2 separate regions of the Homo sapiens genome follow, and region 1 is linked to region 2. The links are chromatin loops, found by intact Hi-C in ENCODE. Cell type or tissue: GM12878. All regions are shown on one strand. Links, peaks and the distances in the headings refer to the core of each region. The heading gives the core; the rest is flanking DNA. Region 1 overlaps LOC107984703 (a long non-coding RNA gene). Region 2 holds the start of LOC124903372.

Region 1 (12,152 bases), core at 4,153-12,152, 64 kb before region 2:
GAGATAGGTATAAATAGCCCCAGTTTAAAGATACAGTAACTGAGTATCATCAATGACTCAATTTGCTGAAGGTCACATGGCTTTTTGTGCATGACAGAGCCCAAGGCCAATGCTGGAATGTCTGATTCCAAGGTCTATATTCCTTATGCTACAGCAGACAGGGTGACTGATAATGTACCTGAGTAAATTTCTCTTTCCTCAGCACTGAACTAGGGAAACAGAAGGTGCTTAGTTGTTTTTTGTACAAGGGTAAAAACCTTTCAAACTCATCGCTTACTTTGTCATTCTCTGTCTTCCATGAGAGCAACATGTGCATGCCAAGTTGCCAAGTTCCTCCTTTAAAGAGAATAACTCTGGACAAAGCGCTTGGGGCTTTAATTTTGCTGCTCTCTCATGTTGCAGACTGAATTTTGTCTGAAAACTATCTTTTCTGCTCCCAAAGGCTTTCACCTTGTGTTACAGACACAGAGCACTGGGCACTTTGTTGGGAGTGGGGACTGGTCAGGTAAATGGATGCACAGAGGGAGAAAGAGGTTATTCAAGGCAGGGAGGAAAGGGAGTTGGGAGGCAAGAAACAAGGAATAGAATCCTCCTCTGACCACTTTCTGTACCAAGAGCTGGTCTGAAATTTTGGGAGGTGGGTGGTTTTTAGGAGCTCAGGTGCACAGAACTGAGTTCCTCATGGTCACTTCCTGGAACATTAGCACATTTTTGTCAGAGGCATTTGAACAAGAGAGACTCCATCTTGAATAGGGGCTGGGTAAAATAAGGCTGAGACCTACTGGGCTGCATTCTCAGGAGGTTATGCATTCTTAGTCACAGGATGAGATAGGAGGTTGGCATAAGATATAGGTCATAAAGACCTGGCTGATAAAACAGGTTGTGATAAAGAAGCCAGCCCCAACCCACCAAAACCAAGATGGTGATGAAAGTGACCTTTGATTGTCTTATTTGTTCATTATGTACTAATTATAATGTATTAGCATGCTAAAAGACACTCCCACCAGTGCCATGACAGTTTGCAAATGGCATGGCAACATCAGGAAGTCACCCTATATGGTCTAAAAGGGGGAGGAACACTCATTTCCAAGAATTGCCCACCCCTTGTTTAGCATATAATCAAGAAATATATATCCTTAGTCCAGCAGCCCAAGCTGCTGCTCTGCCTATGGAATAGCCATCTTTTATTCTTTTACTTTCTTAATAAAGTTGTTTTCACCTTACAGTATGGACTCACCCTGAATTCTTTCTTGCGTGAGATCCAAGAACCCTCTCTTGGGGTCCAGATTGGGACCCCTTTCTGGTAACAGTTTCAGGCAAGATGCCCCTTTGGTATCTCATTATTTCTCTCCATTATTCTGTCGATGTTATGGAGCATCCAATCTAGTGCTTATGCGTCCTCCCAATTTCCCTTCTAATATTTGTTTGGATGTATAACTTTTTAAAAAATAATTTGAGGGGTGTGGTTTTAAAAATTACATGAATGGGATTTTTTCAACAAATCTGATTCCGTTTTTCACTTGCTTCCTTTGACAGGTGCTTTTGCAGTCTATCCAGGTGGCTCCACATAAATACAGTTTGCTCCTTGTAACTACTGTAGTATCCTCTTCCCTCATAGGGATATACCACATTTTACTTATCCATGCCTACAGGTGCAGATTGCTTACTTTCTGCTCTCTTTGTGACATTCATTCATTTCCTGATTCACAAACATCTGTTGAGTGCTTTTATCCTTCAGGCAATAATCTAGATATTGGGGCTAAATTATACTAAATTGAACACCCTTATAGCAACTATTACTCTGGGGGATTACATCTTTGAGTGGGATTGCTGGGTCAAAGGAGGTACACATACTTAATCTCAGAATCCTGCCAGATGGATCTCCAGAAAGGCTGTATCCGTTACCCTCCTACCACCTATGCCTGCAGGTTTTTCTTCTTTGCAGACTCCCCAGAATTCAGTATTAGATGACTTCCTATTGTTTTTCAATGTGATGGGTGTGATTTGGTATTATGTTGCTTTAATTTGCATTTCTTTGACTAGTGTTATGATTAAACACCTCTTTTCAAGCAATGGGGTTTCTCCATCTGAATTTTCTGTATAGACTTTGCGATTTCCTTTAGACTTTTTGTCTTTATATTGCTGATATAAAAAAGCTCTTGGAATGCTCTAGATGTTAATTCCTCATAGGTTTTAGATACTGCAAATACATTTCCCTGTCCTGGTACCTGCCTGTCATTTTTGCTGATCGTTTTCTTCCCATTTTTTTTTTCCTGTATGCTTTCTTTTTTTTTCTTGTATCTTTCTTTTTTTTTTTTTTTTTTTGAGATGGAGTTTCACACTTGTCCCCCAGGCAGGAGTGCAGTGGCACCATCTCGGCTCACTGCAACCTCCGCCTCCCGGGTTCAAGTGATTCTCCTGCCTCAGCCTCTCAAGTAGCTGGGATTACAGGCACCCGCCACCATGCCCGGCAATTTTTTTTTTTTTTTTTTTTTTTTTGTATTTTTAGTAGAGACGGGATTTCGCCATGTTGAGCAAGCTGGTCTCAAACTCCTGACCTCAGGTGATCTGCCCGCATCAGCCTCCCAAAGTGCTGGGATTACAGGCATGAGCCACCGTGCCCAGTGTCCTGTATGCTTTCTAATTTGAGGGTTTGTTAAGGAGATTCTTCTGCACTCCTGAGTCACAAACATATATATTGTTTTGCCTCTCATGTGTGCCTCTTTAATCCATTTAGAGTTTTTGTTTTGGGGTTTTGTTTTGTTTTTAAAACACTGTGAAGGATAGGAACCTAGCTTTCTCCATATAGTAAGGCAGTTTCCAAAATACTATTTATTAAAAGGCTCATGCTTTCCTCATTAGATGATACCTTGATCTTACATGTAATCTTCATAAATACTGGGTTCACTCCTCTATTCGTTTGATTTATTTGTCTGTTGTTGGAAAAATCATGCCTCATTTTATCATTATAGCTATTAGAATATTTTTAAATGCATAAGGAACACCCTCTTTGCTCTAACTTTGCTGCTAGAAGAACTCTATTCTTCCATAAAAATTTAGAATATGTCAAGTTTTTATTGTGATTGAAATCACACTGAATTTGTCGACCACTTTGGGGGAAAACTGACATCTTTACAATACCGAGTCATCACATCCATCCAGGTGAAGCAATCTCATTGCCCAAGGCATGACTCCAAGTTCTTTGTTTCACAACCAAGAAAAGCAAGGAGCGAGAACACCAAGGGTGAGGTTGGAGCAAAAGTTTAATAAGCGAAAGAAGAAAGTGTAAGAGTTAAAGAAAGAAGAAAGAAACAGGAAATGTGGCTGGCGGTTAAAGACAGGTTTTCTTTAGATAAAACCTGAAAGGGGCTCCTGGCTGATTTTGGTGAGAAGCACTTTCTCTTACAGACTGTAGGGTAAAGAGAGATCACACTGTTATTGTGTCTATGTAGAAAAGGAAGACATAAGAAATTCCATTTTTATCTGTACCCTGAACAATTGTCTTGCCTTGAGATGCTGTTAATCTGTAACTTTAGCCCCAGCCCTGTGCTCACAGAAACATGTGTTATATGGAATCAAGGTTTAAGGGATCTAGGGCTGTGCAGGATGTGCCTTGTTAACAATATGTTTACAAGTAGTATGCTTGGTAAAAGTCATCGCCATTCTCCAGTCTCGACTAACCAGGGGCACAATGCACAGCGGAAAGCTGCAGGGACCTCTGCCCAGGAAAGCCGGGTACTGTCCAAGGTTTCTCCCAACTGAGACAGCCTGAGATATGGCCTCGTGGGAAGGGAAAGACCTGACCATCCCCCAGCCCGACACCTGTAAAGGGTCTGTGCTGAGGAGGATTAGTAAAAGAGGAAGGCCTCTTGCAGTTGAGGTAAGAGGAAGGCCTCCATATCCTGCATGCCCCTGGGAATGGAATGACTCAGTGTAAAACCTGATCGTACATTCTTTCTATTCTGAGAGGAGAAAACCACCCTGTGGCTGGAGGTGGGGTATGCTGGCGGCAATGATGCTCTGTTACTCTTTGCTACACTGAGATGTTTGGGTGGAAAGAAGCATAAATCTGGCCTATGTGCACATCCAGGCATAGTACCTTCCCTTGAACTTATTTGTGACACAGATTCCTTTGCTCACGTTTTCTTGCTGGCCTTCTCCCCACTATCACCCTGTTCTCCTGCCGGTGCGAGTCTCTGAGTTCCCTCAGTATTTATTGATTACCATTCTACTATCTCAGCAAGGGGAATGCGGCATCTTTTAATAGGTGTTATGGTCTGACTGCTTGTCTTCTCAAAATTCATATTGTTAAAACCTAATCACCAATATAACAATATGAGGAGGTGGGGAATCTGGGAAGTGAGTCTTCTGCTACTTTGTTAGAGTTTTTTTTTACATATTCTGGATCTGAGCACTTTGTCAGTTCTGTACGTTGCAAATATTTTCTCCTCCTCTGTGGAATTTTACTTTCTTTAATGAAAAGAAGTTCTTAATCTCAGGAAATCCAATTCACCAATGTTATTAGGGAAGAATTTAAGGTAGAGTTTAGTGGCTCCTTGTGCTACCCTCCGCCCCACTCTGGGTGGCCCAATGAGCTTCTGCCATTTCCCAATATAAGGTTTCTTTCTGGACAGCAATTCATTCATTCAAGTATTTCTTAAGCATCTCCTGTGTGACAGGCTCTCTCCTGGCTGTGTAGGATTCAATGAAACAAAACAAAAGCTTTGCCCTTATAGAGCTTACATTCCAACAGGGAGTTAGAAAAGCATAAGTCTGAAATCTTCAATGTGAGTAATGAAATAAATCATCAAGACTGCTGAGTGGGCTGAGCTGGGATTAGACATGATGAATGTATAAGATCAGAAAGATGCTATGACCTTCTCCAGCGGCACTCAGAAGCCTGAGAAGAGATAAAGCAGGCAATAGAGGGTTGGAAATTAAAATGAGGAAAAAAAACAGCAACTCTTTGGCTTGATTTTCAAGCAATATATTCTAATCTCCAGAGGTTATTGCCACAACTGTTCTGCTCAATTTTAACACAATATAGCAATGCCCAGACTAATCCAGTGGTCAGCTTTTTGGCTCAAACAGAAACTAGGAAATGAAAAAGATTTTAGTGAGGTCACTAAGCTTTAGGAAAAATGGGTGTTGTCCAGGCTTTGCCATCCCTAGCCTCTCACTCAGATAAGATCATGTAAAATTAGACAACAGATTAGGAGAATGAAGATGCACAGACACTATCAGAAAGTGATGCTAACAGGAAGAGAAGAGAAAGTAGATGAGCACCTTGCAAGGCAAATGGAGCTAAGAAATACAGGAGTCGGGGGAGCACGGACTTTAACTCTTAAGGGGTGAGCAGCCTGATCAGGGGATGCATTCAGGCTCCTTGTGAACATTTCCAAATCATTACATGGTGCGATAACTTGACATGATAGAGCCCAGAAAAGAAGATTTATTTATATTTAGTCTACTACCTTTATGAACTCAAGGATAGATGTGATGTTGTCCTCTAGAGGGAGAATTCTCTGCCCCACCCCCTACTGCCAATGATATTTTTAAGTTGTCATAAATGGAGAAAAACTTCAGTTATCATGAATATAAACCACACGATCAGTAGTTCTTAACTTTTAGAGTCTTAGACCCTCTCCCTAGAAAAAGAAGTCATGTATTTACATATAAAGAAAATTTTGCATACAATTACAGGACTCTGATGCCTAGCTTTGAACTTCAAGCTGCAATCTCTGACTTATATGTAATACTCTCATTTATTAGTGATACAAAAAAAATAAATACTGTTACTATTTTTGTTCCACTTTGCCAAAGTTAGTGAATCTTCCATGATACCCTCTCAGTTATATTTCTTAATAACAATGAGCTTAAAACCCATGTTTATAAATACAGTGTAATCCTGGTTAATCTTCCCCAGCTCCACTTCGTTGCTGAGTAATTTATGCAGGGCTATATTTATTCACCTGTTCAGTGCACCACGCTGTGGCCTCACCCACCTGGAGACACCCTGGCCTGATCTCAGCTTCCTCCCATCCTCAGGCCTGTGGACCCAGGCCACAGCAAGCCTCCTGCCCAGGTGCACCTGACTGCTGAATGCCTGCTTCCCACCTCTACCCAAATTCCCCTACAGTTTTCCTAATTCCAATTTATTTATTAAATGTAAGAATAATGTCCTCCTTTATGGAGAGGTACTGTGACATCATCTCTGCCCAGAGTGTACTTGAACAGCAGCGCTGATTGTCCAGGAGAGTTTCCAGGACTCGACAGTCACTGAAAAGCTCTCCGTGCAGCTTTTAGGCGATTTAATGTCTACATATTACAGCTCATGTCTCTGCTCTTATGGGAGCCTCTCAGGCTCTGCTCAGAGCCCATCTGTTTGTACAACACACAGAATACTAAGAAATTCATGAGTTTTTTGTTGACAAAGATTAAAAGCAAAATGTATAAGCAAAATGCAGAATGCTGGCATATATGGGGATATGAGTAACCTACATTGTGTGTGTTTGTGTGTGTGTGTGTGTGTGTGTGTGTGTGCATGCATGTATGTCATTTTTGAAATCCAGGGCACATTTCACATGTTCAATAGCCACATATGGACAATGGTCACATATTGGATGGCACATCTTTAGAAAGTTAATCACACGAAGGCCTTATATATAAGGGCTCTTAGAGGAATTACTCCATCAAGAAGTGAATCTAGGAAGGAAAAATAGATATAAGAAGTAAATGTAGAGTGATGTCACCTAAGATAGTGGAGTAAAAGAAAACAGCCTTCACTCCCAAACAGCAAAACAAATATTGACAGGTATCCACAAACCAAAATAGCCTTGGGAGGGCTCAAAAGCCCATTCCCCAGCACTTTGGGAGGCCAAGGCGGGCGGATCATGAGGTCAAGAGATCAAGATCATCCTGGTCAACATGGTGAAACCCCATCTCTACTAAAAATACAAAAATTAGCTGGGCATGGTGGTGTGTGCCTATAGTCCCAGCTACTCAGGAAGCTGAGGCAGGAGAATCACTGAACTCAGGAGGCGGAGTTTGCAGTGAGCCGAGATCACACCACCGCACTCCAGCCTGGGGGATAAAGCGAGACTCTATCTCAAAAAAAAAAAAAAAACAGAGAATACCTGCACAGAAAAGATTGCTTGTGAGACTGGCAGAACAGAGATGCCAGAAAATGGTTAGAAACAAAGAAGAAAGGCAGAGGCTACTGGCATCAGCCATATGGTAGAAGCCATCCTGTCCCCAACAGCCTGTTTCTCAGGGTGTAACACCATCTTCTGCCTTGAGGTTGAACAACAGCCATTTTCACTGGTGAATCTGAGAGAGAAAAAAACCCTTGGGTAGGGTTTTCCCCGCCCAAGAAACAGCTGTTGTGTGGCTTCAAGACTACAGCCACCACCCTCCCTTGGGTATGACCCTGACACACGAGCCACAGCTGCCCCACGAGTGAACACACTCCAGACACCAGGCTCTGTGGCTGCACTACACCCACCCGTGTGTCAGACACCAGAGACATAGCCATAGAACAAGCTTACACCCCAGAGCCCAGAATCAAGGTCTCTCTGCACATGTACATGCCTATACTTCAGGCATCTGCTCAGCTGCCACAGAGAACTAGGCCCTGCCCTAACCCCGGAGCCACTGTAACTCTGACTATGTCTGTGCTCCCATTCTTGGCTGACACTTCACAAGCACTCACATCTCATATATTGTTACCAATGCAGCAGTAGGGGTGCCTTCTCCCAGGCACCAGCAGACCCCAGAGCCATAGTCCCTCCACACATGCCCAAGCTTCAGATCTCAGCTCTATGGCTACTCCAGGGTACCATTCATCAATACTAATGCCACTGCCAATGCAAATCGGCCCACAAGCTGGACCCAGTACCAAAAGGGAACTCCTGTCCACAACTTACCCAGTTGGAGAAAAAGAAGTTGAGAAGATCTTAGCAGCTATTACCAGTGAAACCCAACAATCTTCACCACCACTGCAGACATCCACACTGTTGGCCACTTGCAATCTTCAGCAACATCAACACCTGAGCTGACAGAGCTGCACAGAGACACTGTCTGACAACAGTGGCACCCTCACTGGTGTCAGAACTGCTACACAGCATCCAGGAAGTGCCTTCACACCTCCAAGTAGAAGAAGGTCTTTCCACATTGAAACTAGCCCATAAAGTCTGGAAGGGATTGATCTTAACAAATGTGCAGAATTCAACATAAGGCAACAAGAAACATGAAAAGCCAAGAATACATATCGCCATGTATTAGTCCATTTGCATTGCTATAAAGGAATACATGAGGCTGGGTAGCTTATATAACAAAAAGAGGCTTATTTTGGCTTATGGTTCTTCAGACTGTACAAGAAGCATGGCACCAGCACCTGTTTCTGGTGAGGCCTCAGGAAGCTATTCCACATGGCAGAAAGCAAAGGGGGAGCAGATATATTACTTGGCAATAGGGGGAGTAAGAGAAAGAGGGAGGTCTCATACTCTTTTAAACAACCAGGTCTCATATTAACTAATAGAGCAAGAACCCGCTCATTACCATAGGGTGGGCACCAAGTCATTCATGAGGGACCTGCCCCCATGATCTAAAACCTCTCTTCAGGCCTCACCTCCAACATTGTGAATTACATTGCAAAATAAGATTTGGAGGGGACAAATATCCAAAATATATTATTCCTCATTGGTCCCCCAAATCTCATCATGTCTTTCTCATATCGCAGAATACAATGATCCGTTTCCAGTAGTCTCCCAAAGTCTTAACTTGTTCCAAACATCAACTCGAAAGTCTCATCTGAGATTCAAGGCAAATTCCTTAGAGTTATGAGGCTGTGTGATCAAAAATAAATTATTCACTTCCAAGATACAATGATAATACAAGCACTGGGTAAACAGTCCCTTTTCAAAAGGGAGAAATCTGCCAAAAGAAAGGAACAACAGGTACCATGCAAGTCCAAAACCCAACAGGGCAGACATTAAACCTTAAAGCTCCAAAATAATCTCCCTTGACTCCATGTTCCACATCCTGAGCACACTGGTGCAAGGGGTAGGCCCTCCAAGCCCCGGGCAGCTCCATCCCCATGGCTTTGTTGGGTGCAGGCCATGTGGCTCTGCTTTCATGGGTTGGAGTAGAATGTCTGCAGCTTTTCCAGGCTGAGTGCATATTGCTGGTGGCTCTACCATTATGGGGTCTGGAGGGTGTTAGCTCAGTTTGCACAGTTCTACTAGGTAGTCCCCTAGAGGAGACTCTGTATGGGGGCTCCAATCCCACATTTCTCCTCATCATTGCCTTAGTAGAGGCTCTCTGTAGGGGCTCTGCCCTTGTGACAGGTTTCTACCTGGGCACTCAGGATTCCCCATACATCTGAAATCTAGGTGGAAGCTGCCAAGTCTCCATAACTCTTGCATTATGCACACCTGCAGATCCAATACCATGTGGAAGCCCCAAGGCTTATGGCTTGCACTCTTTGGAGTGGTGACCCAAGCTGTACCTGGGGCTGTTTGAGCCAAGGCTGGAGCCTGTGCTGCAAGTATGTGGGGAGTAGCATTGCAAGGTAAGACAGCACAGGGCAATTGTGCCCTGGGCCTGACCCCTAAAACCCGTCTGTCCTTTTAGGCCTCTGGCTTGTGATGGGAGGGGTGACCTGGAAGATTCCTGTAATGCCTTTTCCCCATTTTACTGAATATTAGCACTTGGCTCCCTTTTAGTCATGCTAATCTCTCTAGAAGAGTTTGCTCCCCAGCCTGCATGGATCCTTCTCCTTTGGATTCCTCTCCTGAAGATGCTCTTTCCTTCTCTACCACATGAACAGGCTGAGGATTTTTGCTCCCATATCTTACTGTAGGTTGTTAGAAGTAGCCATGCCACTTCTGGAATGCTTTGCTGCTTAGAAACTTTTTCCGCCAGATATCCTAGGTCATCACTCTTAAGTTTAGTTGTCCATAAAGTCCTAGGACACGGATAAAATGCAGTTAAGTTCTTTGCTAGGGAGTAACAAGGGTGAATTTTGCTCCAGCCCCCAGTAAGTTTTTCATTTCCATCTGAGACCTTGTCAGCCTAGCCTTTACTGTCCATATTTCTATCTGCATTTTGGTCACAACCACTTAACCAGTCTCTAATAAGTTCCAAAGTTTCCCTTATTTTCCTGTCTTCTTCTGAGCCCTCCAAACTCCTTCAATCTCTGCCTGTTACCCAGTTCCAAAGACACTTTCACATTTTCAGGTATCTTTATAGCAATACCTCACTACTCAGTACTAATTTTTCTGTATTAGTCCATTTTGCATTGTTATAAAGGAATGCCTGAGGCTAGGTAATTTATAAAGAAAAGAAGTTTATTTTGGTTTATGGTTCTGTAGACTGTACAAGAAGCATGACACCAGTATCTGCTTCTGGTGAGGCCTCAGGAAGCTATTACTCATGGTAGAAGGTAAAGGGCCATGTCACATGGTGAGAGGAAGCAAGAGATTGGGGGGAGGTCCCGGACTCTTTACCAACCAGATATCACATGAACTAATAGAGCAAGAACTTACTCATTACTGTGGGAAGGCTGCCAAGCCATTCATGAGTGATCTCTCCCTGTGATCCAAATACCTCCAGGTCCCACCTTGAGTATTGGAGATTACATTTTAACATAAGATTTAGAGGAGACAAATATCCAAAGTATGCCACACCACAAAACAAACAAAAAACCAATAATCTCCCAGTAGCTGACCCAAAAGAAATGGAGATATATAAACTGCCTGACAAAGAATTCAAAATAATTGCTATAAGGAAGCTCAGAGAATTTCAATAAAAATACAAAAAAACAATTCAATTAAATCAGAGAAACATAAATGAACAAAATAGATCAAAATCATATACAAAAATAAACAGAGATTGAAATCATATGCAAAAATGAAAATTCTGGAGCTGAAGAATTTGGTGAATGTAATGTGAAGTGCAACAGAGAGCATCAACAGCAGAATTAATAAAGCAAAAGAAGAAACTGTGAATTCAAAGACAGGTTATATGAAAGTATACAGTCAGAGGAGAAAAAAGAAAAAACTTTAACAATGAAGAAAGCTTAAAGAATTTATGGGGCAGCATCAGGAGAACAAATATTTAAATTATGGATGACCAAGAAGCAGAAGAGAAGAACAAAAAAAAAACCAGAAAGCTTATCTAAAAAAATAAAAGCTTCCTGGTGCATAAGGGGCACCAAAGAAAATAAATAAACAAATAAATAAAAGTTAGAAACTTCCCAAATCTGGGGAAAGATATAAATATTGAGGTATAGGGAGGTCAAAAGTCTCCAATCAAATTCAATCCAAATAAGACTGCACCAAGCCATATTACAATCAAACTGTCAAAAATCAAAGACTAAGAGAGGATCCTGAAAGCAGCAAGAAAAAAGAAGCATATCACATAAAAGAGGGCTCTAACAAGGCTGGCAGTGGATTTCTCAGAAGAAACCTTACAGGCCAGGAGAGAGTGGGATGATATAGTCAACATGCTTCAGGGAAAAAAAAACCCTGCAAACCAATAATGCTTTACCTGACAAAGCTGTCCTTTAGGAAATGATAAAGACTTCCCAGAAAAGAAAAGCTGAGGGAGTTTGTCACCACTGGACATACCTTACAAGAAATGCTAAAGGGAATTCTTTAACCTGAAAGAAAAGGATGCTAACAAGTAACAGGAAAACATATAAAAGTATAAAATTCACTGGTAAAAGTAAGTACAGAGTCAAATTCACAATACCCTAATACTGAAATGGTAGTGTGTAAATCACTTATATCTTTAGTATGAAGGTTAAGGCTAGGCATGGAGGCTCACGCCTGTAATCGGCACTTTGGGAGGCCAAGGTGGGCGGATCACCTAAGGTCAGGAGTTTGAGACCAGCCTGGCCAACCTGGTGAAACCCCATCTCTACTAAAAATACAAAAATTAGCCGCGTGTGGTGGCACATGCTTGTATTCCCAGCTACTCAGGAGGCTGAGGCAGGAATCGCTTGAACCCAGGAGGTGAAGGTTGCAGTGAGCCGAGATCATGCCATTGCACTCCAGCCTGGGTGACAAGAGTGAAACTCCATCTCAAAAAAAAGGGGGGGCGGTTAAAAGACCAAACTATTAAAAAGAATAACAACTACAATGATTTGT
Region 2 (12,421 bases), core at 2,961-10,960:
ATTTTGTAGATGGGGAACTAAGGCTAGAAAACATGTCCCTTGAGCCTTGCTTTTAATGATGACAAAGAGACAGCGGTGTGTAGTACAAAAGGCCTTGAACCAGAGATGCAGAGATCTGGGCTTTACTTGTACCTCTGTCAGGGACGCCCTGGGTGACTGCAGACAAGCCACTTATTCTCTAAGTTTAGGAGAAAATCAGAAATTGCTGATTCATCACTCACTCAGCAAACATTTCTGGAGCCTCTTTGACGTGCCAGGCCTGGGGATAACTATTGAAATATGTGGGCTCCAAACTGTAGCCAGATCACATCACGGAAGTTGGGTTTGGCCCTGCGGCCACCTGTCCGCGTGGCTTTCGGTCACGTTTTCTCACTTGCTGTGTCTTCTTCACATATGTGTAAATGAGAGAAAAGAAGGGCCTGTTTTTCATGCTGCTGTGCAGTTTGAATAGTAACGTAGGATGTGCACAGAGCAGCCCTGGCCTGCAGAGGCTCTCAAGCTGTAGACAGCATTGGTCAATGGACTGCTGCAAAGAACCAGCAACAGGCAGGACATGCAGTAGATCAGGGTCTGGAAACACTTCGTCCGAGCCACACACCTCTGGAAACTTAGCAGGAAGGCTTAATTTGAAACATTTGTGATCATACTTCAGGATGTCACTTGTAATTCCCGTGATCTGCAAAAAGGTGAACGTTCACACTCACATTTAATAGCTTCATTCTAACATCTCGGGTACCCCATAAATACATCACTCTGCACCCACAAAAATTAAAAATAAAAAAATTTTAAGTTGTTTTATGATATAAAAATAGCTTGAATCTAACCAAACTATAGACAAAATCATGAGTTTGATATTCTGGTAACTTTTTGGAAATACATAAATGCATATTAATCATTGCAATTCTCTATCTTTGCAGCAGTTATAGCCTATCGGGGAAAAATTCAGAAAAATAGAAAAGCATTATAGATGGGATGGAATCATTAACAAGAGGTAGATTATGAAAATTTCCAAATGAGGGGCATGAGTAGTAGGGGTGACCTGGGCTTCCAAAGGTGCCTCTGGCCACAGAGTGAGGCAGGAGATTCCAGGTGAGCCCAGACAGGAGCAAGGAGGGGGTTGGGCTTGTGACCAGAGCTCGAGTCTGGGAAGGGCCTCCACTGGCCACCCTGAGCACAATGAAGGTGTGGTACAATACCCAGCAGGGGCCTCACCACGTGCAGACATGGGCCCTCACCCCCTCCTGAGCTTAGAGCCCCCAGGGAGGCAGGCAGGAAGTGGTGTTTGCAGACAGCTTTCAGCAGAGTGCCCAGCAGGTGCCCTTTGTGCAGATGGTACAGTTCCCAGGAGCTCTCTCTCAGTGCCCTGCCCTCCAGCCCCACCCCTGGTTCCAGGGAGGGCCACACTAGGGCAGGATCCAGCAGGACAGCAAGAAGCCAGCTCCCTGCCTGCCTGACTACAAGGTGCCTTTTGGCTCTCAGACAGTGCAGTAGTGGAGCAGTGGAGCTGCAGCCAGCCAGAACCCGGTTCAAATTTCAACTCTGCCTCTTACTAGCCGGCTGACCTGGGCACTTTCTTCCTTTTCTGGCCTCTGTCTCCTTTTCTGTAAAACTGAACATGAATATCTGTCTTGTTGGACATTGCATCCACCCGATGTTTACTGGGCATCAGTTAGGAGTTAGGCATTGTTCCTGCTGTGAGATCCCACTGATGCCTGGGGTGACGGATCATCATACTCAACAGAGCTTTCATTTATCAAGTGCTTCTTCTATACCAGACCCGGGATGAAATGCTTTACAGCTAATATCTCGTTTAATCGTCACCAAAAGCCAAGCAGAGGTCGAATCATCCCATTTAACAGTTCAGAAAAAGAAGTCTCATGAGGTGAAACAAGCTGCCCAAAGAGTTTCAGCTTAGCACAGCACAGCTGGGATGGAACCAAGGCCTGTGGGACACCAGCCTGCTTCCCAGCACCTCCCAAGGGGTCCACACCTGGGACATTCTGGGGAAATGCCTGGGATTAGCCAAGGTCCTTGATCCCCTTCCCACACTGCATTGCACACAGGACGGGGCACATTGAGTGTCCATAACCAGTCAGGAGTGACTGGTGGAGGCTTGAACAGCGTGACCAAGCATTCCACCTCACATCAGGGGTCCTGCCCCTAAATCTCAGCGGGACCGCAGCCAAGTGGCTCCCTGACTGGGCCTGGGCAATGAAGAGATGACAGTTGATAAAGATCTTTGGAGAGTTCTCAGAGCACTGATCAAACATAGAGTCACCATTTGGATCAGAGGGAGCTCGTGTTGCTGGCCTTGGATGCTGGCCTGCCACTCTCTAGCTTTGTGACCTTGGGTAAGTGACTTAACCTCTCTGAGCCTCAATCCAACTCAGTTTTCCTGTCTGTATTCCAGGGATAGTAGTAATGCCTTCCTGACAGAGCTCAGAGGTTAAAGGAGATGATGGAGGCAAAGTGCCAGAGCATGGTGCCAGGCCCCAAAGGGTGCAATGATGTGATGGGATCATAAGAAGAGCGGGTATGGTGGCAGCCCCATTTCCCTGCATCCTCCTGGCTCCAAGCATGGGAGGCAACACCCAGTAAACCTGTGGAATTGAGTTGAATCTACCAACCCCAGATAAGAACCCATGTGCAGTGTCATGAAACCACTTGCAGTTATAGGGTAAAGACCTCAGAGGAAAAAAATATGCTTTGTTGGCCGGGCGCAGTGGCTCACGCCTGTAATCCCAGCACTTTGGGAGGCCGAGGTGGGCAGATCACGAGGTAGGAGATCGAGACCATCCTGGCTAACACGATGAAACCCCGTCTCCACTAAAAATGAAAAAAAAAAAAAAAATTAGCCGGGTGTAGTGGCAGGCGCCTGTAGCCCCAGCTACTCGGGAGCCTGAGGCAGGAGAATGGCGTGAACCGGGGAGGCGGAGCTTGCAGTGAGCTGAGATCACGCCACTGCACTCCAGCCTGGGGGACACAGTGAGACTCCGTCTCAAAAAAAAAAAAAAGCTTTGTCCACAGTCCAGGGTGGGAGGCCAGTAGGGGGCTTTACTGAGCAGGGCAGAATCTGTTTTCTTTCCCTCCATATTAGAGTCAAGACCATGTAGGGAGCTCCAAATGCCACGCCTTTCCCCAGCTGGTGGCTGCTGTTATGCTGAACCCCTATCTACTCCAATGGGGATGGCAGCAGGTTTGAGAGGCTGAAGAAAGGACCCAGGGCTGCTGAAGGAGACATGGAGTTTTACTGGGGCTTACATGCAGGGGAGAGCATCTAGCAGTGGTGGGCTGGGCAGGAGAGCCACACAACTTACAAAAAGCTTGCAGCATATATAGCATCTTCACTTAGCACCCTCCCCCAACAGTGTCCACCTGGCAACATTTACCTAACCCAAAACAAAGGGCCTTGATCCCCTGTACTGTCCGTGTTGCACAGGACGGGACAGGAGCTCAGATGTTCCTCATAGATAAGGAATAGGAATGAATCTCCAGGTTGGCCACTCCCAGATTCCTTAGCTCAGAACTCCAAACCACATTCACCTGCACCTGCCATAAGGGTCATTCTCAGGGGATGCTTAAGTTATTGCTATCAGGTGCGTTCACTGTAAGCGGCTTTTGGGGAAATCACCTGCTGGGTCTGGAGGAGCAGGGCTATCATAGGAGAAGGTCCCCCAGGTTCAGAAGAGCCTGGTAATCTCAAGCATATCACCTCCAGGCCTCACCTTCCCCATGCATCCATCCAGGGGCCTCTTCCTCTGTGTCACTCTGGGCTCCATCCTCTTGGTGCATTTGGAGTCAGACGAGACCTGGGTTCAAATCCTTGGCTGGAGGGATGCAAGATGCACGTGGAAGGAGAACCAATTCATCCTGTCCAGGCTCTTCTAGAGCAGCTGGTCTCCTGCCGACCTGTCTAGCTGACCCTAGCACCAGAGCAAGCTCAGCCAAGGTGGGCCAAGCCAGGCCCCGGTTGGCAGAAACACTCAACTGACTTGACACATGTGGGCAACAATAAGTGCTTGCTACATTTCGGTGTGGCTTGTCATGGAGCAATAGCTCACTGGTGTAACCAAGAGGCAGCAGAGCTGTGCGTGCGGTAAACAAACAGCAGTCCAGCTGCCAAGGAACATTTCATATACGAAGGCAGGAAGCCGTGACAGCACCTGCAGTTTACCAGCAGGGTAGTTATGAGGCCTGGTGCTGTGGGGGTCCTTCTACCACGAGAGAAGCCAGCCTGGGGACAGAGGACAGAGGAGACCCTATTCCCCACTTGTCCCCTCGTGTGCTCCCACATGGCACAGATATTTGATGCTCAGAGCTGTGCCAGGCATCTTACAAAGGTGAAGGAAAGGAAAACTGTATAAATGGGGATGCCAGCTCAGTGCCCTGATCTGATGAACCAGTGCTGGAAGCTTCTGTTCAGGGATAAAAATAAGCCCTTCTTATTTCAGCTACATTGGCAGGCTTTCTGTTGCCTGCTGCTGAAACTCCTATCTGATGCACAGTGGCTGCCTGGTCCCCACAACTCCCTGATTTCTGCAAGACCAGGCCAGACACCAAGAACCTCCCATTCTGTCTCCATGCCAGAGGTCTGTGCCTAGTTGGTGCACTTCTGAATGCAATTAAAAAGCTTGTTTGAGGCCAGGTGCGGTGGCTCGTGCCTGTAATCCCAGCACTTTGGGAGGCCGAAGCAGGTGGATCACTTGGTCAGGAGTTCAAGACCAGCCTGGCCAACATGGTGAAACCTCGTCTCTACTAAAAATACAAAAATTAGCCTGGCATGGTGGTGGGCACCTGTAATCCCAGCTACTTGGGAGGCTGAGGCAGAAGAATCACTTGAACCCGGGAGGTGAAGGCTGCAGTGAGCCGAGATCGCGCCACTGCATTCCAGCCTGAGTGACAGAGCAAGACTCAGTCTCAAAAAAAAAAAAAAAAATGTGTTTGGTGCTCAGCCCAAATGTGGGACAGTCTGTTTCTATTTTATTTTCTCTCAATTGATTCCTTGTGAAAAGTTCTTAACCTGCTCTTTTAAAATACTCTGTGTCACCTCTCCCAAACAGCACAATCCAACAAGGTGCTGACACTGTTCCAAATTGCTGTCCACTTAAGATTAAAGTCCAAAAAGAAAGGGAGAAAATAAATCACAAGACATGAAACTGGCCTCACCACTGCTGTCCCCTCTTTGGCTCCACACACACTCTCAGACTTTCTGTTTCTGATTGCAGGTGTGTAGCTGGAAGGTGAACTGAGATAGCATGAAAACAGGTGGCATGGGCTGCAGAAAGAGCACTGGGGCAGGAAACCTGGATCCTGCGCTGCTCGGATGCACTTGGCTGTGTGACCTTGGACTTGGCCATCCACTCTCTGGGCTTCGGTTTTCTCCTGTGTTCAGGGAATTCTCACTAAGTCCTCTTCCCATTCTGCTCCTCTGTGAGTTGAGTGAGGATCTTTCTCTTTAATTTCAGCCTCCATCTTGTAAACCAAGAAGTATCTGAGACAGGTCTCAATCGATTTAGAGATTTGTTGTGCCAAGGTTAAGGACATGTCTGGAAGTAAAAAGACACGAAATCACAGAAACAGTCGCTAGTCTGTGCCTTTCTCCAAAGATGATTTTGAGGGCTTTGATATTTAAAGTGGAAAAGTAGGCTGGAGAGGAGAAAGGCAGTGTATGGTCACATGACTGAATCCACATGTTGCAAAGGAAACGGAGTAGGTAGGGGATAGTCAATTACGTATTTGTCTCATGCTCAATAAATCAGCAGTTTACGTAAGATAAGGTGAACATACAGTAGCTACCTGTGGAGCTATTTAACCTTTTATCTGTAGCTATCTACTTAGGAGCAAAAGGAAAGTCAGCTTCTTGCATGACTCAGCTTTTGGCTTTTTTTTTTTTTTTTTTTTTTTGCCTTTTTGGCATAGTGAACTGGGTTCTGAAGTTTTAGTTTTCCTTTCAGAACCTGCAGCTGCAGCTGTGTCCCATGAGTGTGGTAAGGCTTAGGGTGTTTTTGGAGATGAGCAGACCCAAGTTTTAATTCCAACTATGATGCCCAAATGCTAAGTTAATGTTGGACAAGTATTTAACCAATCTGATCTTCAGTTTGTCATCTGTGAATGCGGAACAATAATAATAATAATACCTTCTTTTGATAATTAGAGATAATGCATATGAGATATAAGCACAGAGCAGATGTTCCATGGCTGGTAAATATTCTCCCTCTTCCTCTTTGTGTGGTTGTCTGCTTGCTGTGTGTCTATGGAAGTCAGATGAGCATTTGCCCAGAGGTTGGTAGATGGAGCCCACAAGCTCATAAGAATAAAATAACTAGAATGGAAACAGAAAATTAGATGTTCCATATGTTGTAACTCATTTTTGGCTGGAAATTATAGAGACCTTGGTTGGGAGTGTCATTAGATACTTGGAAAGGATGGGCGATGATTAGCACAGGTGGCTGGAGATGAACTCCCTGAACCGGCCCTGACATCTTGTTAGAGAGAGAAAAGCTCACATAGGTGTGAGCCTAGAATTTCAGTTAATATGCATTTATTCTGTATCTTGTCATCACAAAGTTGAGTTTCGCAGTCTGCTAAGAAGAGCAAAGAACTTCCCAATAATATTGAAAGGTAATAGTCCTAAGGACCTTGAAAAGCTACATTTGTTAAGGAGTTTACTGTAGAATAGCATGCTTGTTCAGTAAAAGTGAAAAACCACCTTTGTCACAGGTGGTTGATTTCACCGGACAGCGCTGGCGATCATTAACCCACCATGACCTCCCACATTCGCCTTCAGTCACCTCCACCTGTTTTTGCCGGATGCAAAGTATCTGTTTGATGCCAGATAAGTATTTGTTTTGCAAATAAGAATAATGTGGCCGGACGCGGTGGCTTACGCCTGTAATCCCAACGCTTTGGGAGGCCAAGGCAGATCACCTGAGGTCAACAGTTCGAGACCAGCCTGGCCTACATGGCAAAACCCTGTCTCTACTAAAAATACAAAAAAGTTAGCTGGAGATGGTGGTGCACACCTGTAATCCCAGCCACTTGGGAGGCTGAGACAGGAGAATCGCTTGAACCCAGGAGGCAGAAGTTGCAGTGAACCGAAATGGTGCTACTGCACTCCAGCCTGGGTGACAGAGTGAGACCACATCTAAAAAAAAAAAAAAAAAAAAAAAAGTTTAAGTTCTAGATCTACAGATGATCCTGGATCGCCCACATAGGCCCTAAATGTCATCACAAATGTCCTTATAAGAGGGACAGAGGGACATCTGACTGCAGAAAAGGAAAGGCAACGTGAAGACGAAAGCAGAGGGAGATCTGAGGATGCTACACTACTGGCTTGGAAGAGAAGCAAGGGGGACGAAGGGCCAAGGAATGCAGCTCTCCAAGCTAGAAAAGTTCAGGAAGCAGATTCTCCCCTAAAGCCTCAGGAGAGAGCACAGCCCTACCTTGGTTTCAGCCCAGTGAAACTCGTTCTGCACCTTTGACCTCCAGAACTACCAGACAATGTTTGAAGGCACTCAGTTTGTGGGATTTGTTACAGCAGCCCTAGGAAGCTGACATCCCTGTTAAGGCTCAGCGTTGTTCCCAGACAGGGGACTGAGAGCAGGATCCATCCAGCGCTGCTCAGATCTTGCTGTTACCTTCAGGAGGTCCCAGGGAAGAGTTTGGAAAAGGGGAGGCTTTGGGTGTGGAATAGTTAAGTGACTTGTCATACAACCACACCAGAGGACGCTGTGTGGGTGTTAAAAATGACATCCCACAGAGCTTGGATGATGCAGGGAAATGCTTAGGATATAATGCCAAACAAAAAGAACAAGGAGGGAGTATACGTAGTAGAATTGGGCTGTGCTAAAAAGGGGGGCAAGTCCGGTCTGAGAGCAAACAAAACAAAATATTGCAAAATGTACCCAAGGGCTATCTCTGGCTGGGGGGACTCTGGCGACGGCTGTTTACATTGTACTCTTCTGTGTAGGGTCTCCTTTAGGAGGGCTCAGGGCTGCAGAGCAGCAGCCGCTAAGTGAGCAAGTTATAGCCAGAAGATTTTCAAATGTCAGCAGATTGGGAGCTCTGAGATAACATCGGAGACCTCCCAGCTGCTGCTGGAACCCTCAGGGTTGGACCATGGGAGGGGAGGAGGGGGAAGGAGAGAGTGTTGGAAGAACTAAGGAGGCAAGTTACAGACAATAATCTGCCAGCAGACAGGTTTTCTAACCCACCTTGCCTGTGGCTGCGGCACTGTTCTCTTTTTGCTGAGGGAAGTGGGGGATACGAGATGTTCGCCTTTCCCATTATCTAGGTCTCTGAATTATTGGGAAACACACATCTAGGCAAACAGCAGGCTCATTTTAGCGAGCACTATTTCACACTGCTGCCAGCTGGGGCTGGATGGGGCTGGCAGGCATGGCAGCCTCCCTGTCTCCAGACCTGGGCTGAGACTATGCCACTGATCCCAGGCTGGAAGGTGACTTCTATCTCCAAAAGAGCTGATCCTAGTTATCTTGTTCTCCACGTGGTTTGGACATGAAGAAGCCCAGGACTGGAGGAAGAGAGAGCAGTGCCGGCAGATCACTGGGTGAAGCTGTGTCTATCCGGTGCCACCGTGACTAATAAATTGGCAGGGTCCTGTGTCCAGAGGAACCCTGGGCTGCCTAGTGGAGATAGCTGTCAGGACGGACCCTTCTAAACCAGGAGCATGGGTCTTGGCTGCTGGGTGAGGAGTGCATCTGCCAGCTCCAGACAGCAGGATCAGAGTGAGGAAGGGTCTTCTCCAAGCTCTGTGCTAATGGGAATCAGGCTGAGAAGGGACTTCCAACCTAGCAGAGCTCAGCTGGAGGCCTGGAGCAGCAGAACTGTCTTTTGGCACTAAAAATTAATAACGTGGAAAGCTGAGAAAGAACGAGGCTGTGAGCCTGCCCACCAGGCAGCCTGGGCAGAAGTCAAAGAATTCTATTTTTATCAAGAAGTGCCACGTTCTATTACACTACTCTAAAAGAGATGCTCATTTGTAACATGGCAAGGAAGTCTCGGTCAGGGGTAGCTCTGAAAGGAAAGGTCTGAGTTGTAGGGTGTGTGTGTGCATATGTGTATGTGCATATGTGTGTGTACATCTGTGTGCATGTGTATGCATACACATATATAAAATATAAATATATATAAAAATATATTTAAATATTTAAATATATTTAAATATATATAAATATGTAAATGTATATATATATAAATATATATGCATGCATGTGTACATGTGTGAGCACCTACAGGGGCTGTTCAGAGAAGCCAGAAAATGTGACTGCAGAGATTTTTAACACCTGCAGCCTGGCTGGACTGGAGGCACGTGCCTTCTGGTCGCTTCCCCTAGGCCAGATAAACAACCCAAGCATCACACCCAGGACCCTGCATATTCACTGCAAACTCCAGAGTCACTGGCCTCCCGTCCAAGTCTGCCCCTCCTGCTCTGGGTCCCACTTAGCCCTGCACAAACTGAGGCACATCTGAGATGCTGGTTTCCCCTCGCCCTGCATTCAAAGTGGGGCCAAATCCTCTCAACCCATTCCTCACCTCCCTCTTTTGACCCACCATCAAAATAGATAGAACACACCACCATCTACCACACTCTTCTCATTTGTTCCCTTTCCTCACCATGCACGGGCTACCTGAACCCCACACCTGAGCCCCATACCTAAGCATCCTCCTTCCTTCCTCCTGGTCTTGTACTTCCAAATCTCAGCAGCCACCATGGCTTTCCAGCTCTGCCCACTGATGCCCCCAAACAGGGCAGACTCTGGACAAATGTGGTAGAATAACTTCCTGCCTCTATCTCCTCCCTACCTCCTCAACTCTATGAAAATGATAGTAAGGGAATGAACTAAATAAAAGCTGTTGACCCACAGGGATGGAGAGAACAGGAGCTCAGGCAATGGCAGACAGGATCAAAGCACCCAACACTTGGGAGCAGCCTCAGAAGAGTTGAGGACAGTGTATGGTAAAGGTGAAGGGGGTGTGGGAAAGTGGAGGGGCAGGGTGGGCATCAAGAACAGAGACTCTCCAATAAATCCTGGGTTTGCAATCATCAGGCACCAAGAAGAACTGGCACTGAAAGCATGAGGTTGACTGAAAGTCAGTATACTGGCTGGGCACCGTGGCTCACGCCTGCAATCCCAACACTTTGGGAGGCTGAGGCAGGAGGATCACATGAGCCCAGGAGTTCAAGACCAACCTGGTCAACATAGGAGACCCCATCTCTACAAAAAATAAATTAGCTGGGCATGGTGGTGTATGCCTGTGGTCCCAGCCACTTAGGAGGCTGAGGCAGGTAGATTGCTTGAGCCTAGGAGTTCGAGGCTGCACTGAGCTGTTATCATGACTCTACGCTCCAACTTGGGCAACAGAATGAGACCCTGCCTCTACAAAAGAAAGTCAGTATACAGTTACCAGCTAGCACCCCAATCCATTTCCCTCACCTGCTCAAGCAGACCACACCCCTCCCCCCACCTCTCTCAGGAGACCCCAAATGATTGTGTGGTGAAACCACACACCACACCTCAACACCTTATGTCCAGTCTTGAGGACACAAAGCACCGGCAAGGAAAGGGTGGGTTCCCAGCTGAAAGTGGGGGCTGTGTTTAAGGGAAACATTACATTGTGAACTGTGGGGGCCTCTGCTCCCTTCCCTCCTGGCAAGTCCACAGCTCTTGCAATCCCTTAGGATGGAAATGGAAAGGTTCATTTCTGGAGAAACTGAAGGTGCCAAAAGGAGACACTCTGCCCGCTGATATCTGGGGATCCCCAACAAGAAGTTGGGCTCATCATCTTTGCTAGTCAGGGTTCTCCAGAAAAACAGAACCAGTAAGATAGATAGATGACAGATGGATGGCTGGACTGGTTGATAGACTGATAGGTAGATAGACAGAAGACATAGACTGATGGATATAGATTTGTTATAAAGAATTGGCTCATGTAATTGTGGAGGCCAAGAAGTCCCATGATCTGCCGTCTTTAAGCTGGAGACTCAGGAGAGCCGATGGTGTAAGTCCCAGTCCACAGAGAAGAGAAGACCAACGTTCCAGCTCAAGTGTTCAGGCCAAGAGAGAAATTCTCCTGCCTTTCTGTTCTATTCAAGCCTTCAAGGGTATGGTGCCCGCCCACATTGAGGAGGGCAGCTTGCTTTATTCAGTCCATCCATTCAAATGCTAATCTCATCAGGAAACACCCTCTTAGGCACACCCAGAAATAATGTTTAACCAAATAACTGGACACCCCAAGACCCTGTCAAATTGACACATAAAATTAATTATCACACCATCCAATTACTCTCCAAAAAAGCACTCTAGGTGACAATCCCACCCACATACAGTTTTAAAAGTTCCTAAGAATCTGCTCTGATCTTAAAAAGAAACAATGGTTCAGGAGAGATTGAGGAAGAAAGTCAGAAACAAACAAATTGGGGAAAGTAAAAAAGAAAAAAGTATCTGCAGAAAATTAAAACAAGGGAGAAAATACAACCTTCAAAAATTAGATATAATATGCTCAGAAAGAAAACAGGAGAGCCCACACATCAAACAACAATGGAACGCTTTTAAAAAAAGGGAACAAAAAAAAGCTCTTAGATATTTTTAAGGCATAAGCAGAATGAAAAATTCTTCAACCAAGAGCTGAGGAAAGTAGAATGAAAAGACAAAAAGATAGAAAATAAGAAGAAAGAGATAAGATAATTAGAGGATCAAGGCAGTCTGGCATCTTACTCCAATGTGTTCCAAAATAAATAAATAAAAGGTGCAGGTGCAACAGCACAACTCCAGAGGACGCCATTCATAGAATATGGGGTGAACAGTGCCCTGGAGTCGGATGCTGCAGAGGCCCTGATCAGAGGGAGAGAAATCAGGCAATCAATGCTACAGATATTTTTGCAAAGCCAAAGGACACGCGTTTCCAAGTTGAAAGGGCCAGTGAATACCCAGCACAGTGGGTAAAAGAGACTCACAGTAGAGCACATCACTGTCAATGACAATCAGAGGCTGAATGCGGTGGCTCATGCCTGTAATCTCAGCACTTCAAGAGGCTGAGGCTTGAGAATCCTCAGTGAGAAGTTGGGCTCACCTTCTGTATTAGTCAGGGTTCTCCAGAAAAACAGAAACAATAAAATAGATAGATGGATGGATAGATGGATGGATGGATGGATGGATGGATGGATGGATGGATGGATAGATTGATAGGTAGAGAGACAGACACAAGACATATACAGATGGATATACATTTATTATAAAGGATTGGCTCATGCAATTGTGGAAGCCAAGAAGTCCTATAATCTAGAAAGATTGCTTGAGGCCAGGAATTTGAGACCAGCCTGGGCAATATAGCGAGATCACATCTCTACAAAAAATTTAAAAATTAGCCAGCCATAGTTGCACATGCCTGTTGCCCCAGA

The links. Peaks named below come from ENCODE experiments on the same cell type or tissue, not always from the same donor. Only the 100,000 strongest peaks of a DNase experiment are listed, where the experiment ranks them.
Region 1: it touches region 2 in a loop (2.2-fold over the local background); 3 of 110 quality-filtered maps call a loop at or near these places.

What each region holds. Positions count from the first base shown.
Region 1 is chr14:95,721,360-95,733,511 of GRCh38, reverse strand. The region is part of intron 2 of LOC107984703 (a long non-coding RNA gene); the gene reads right to left. Among named protein-coding and RNA genes, the nearest start is that of TCL1A, 13 kb to the right of the region's middle. RefSeq lists enhancers at 3,543-3,622, 3,683-3,832, 7,095-7,164, 7,185-7,284. In GM12878, for the core only: a CTCF peak has its summit at 7,283; a DNase peak (open chromatin) is centred at 7,351; H3K27ac peaks cover 2,256 bases.
Region 2 is chr14:95,656,381-95,668,801 of GRCh38, reverse strand. It overlaps LOC124903372, which reads right to left and starts at 3,989. Exons shown (of 2, transcript XM_047432042.1): 1 at 3,726-3,989; 2 at 1-676. The coding sequence starts at 3,779. The coding sequence ends at 305. TCL6 (T cell leukemia/lymphoma 6) reads right to left here. Exons shown (of 8, transcript NR_028288.2): 4 at 6,138-6,322. RefSeq lists enhancers at 1,442-2,088, 2,735-3,382, 5,452-5,531. In GM12878, for the core only: no CTCF peak of the experiment used is centred there; DNase peaks (open chromatin) are centred at 4,111, 5,231, 5,911, 6,751 and 1 weaker place; H3K4me3 peaks cover 1,051 bases; H3K27ac peaks cover 4,349 bases; H3K27me3 peaks cover 185 bases.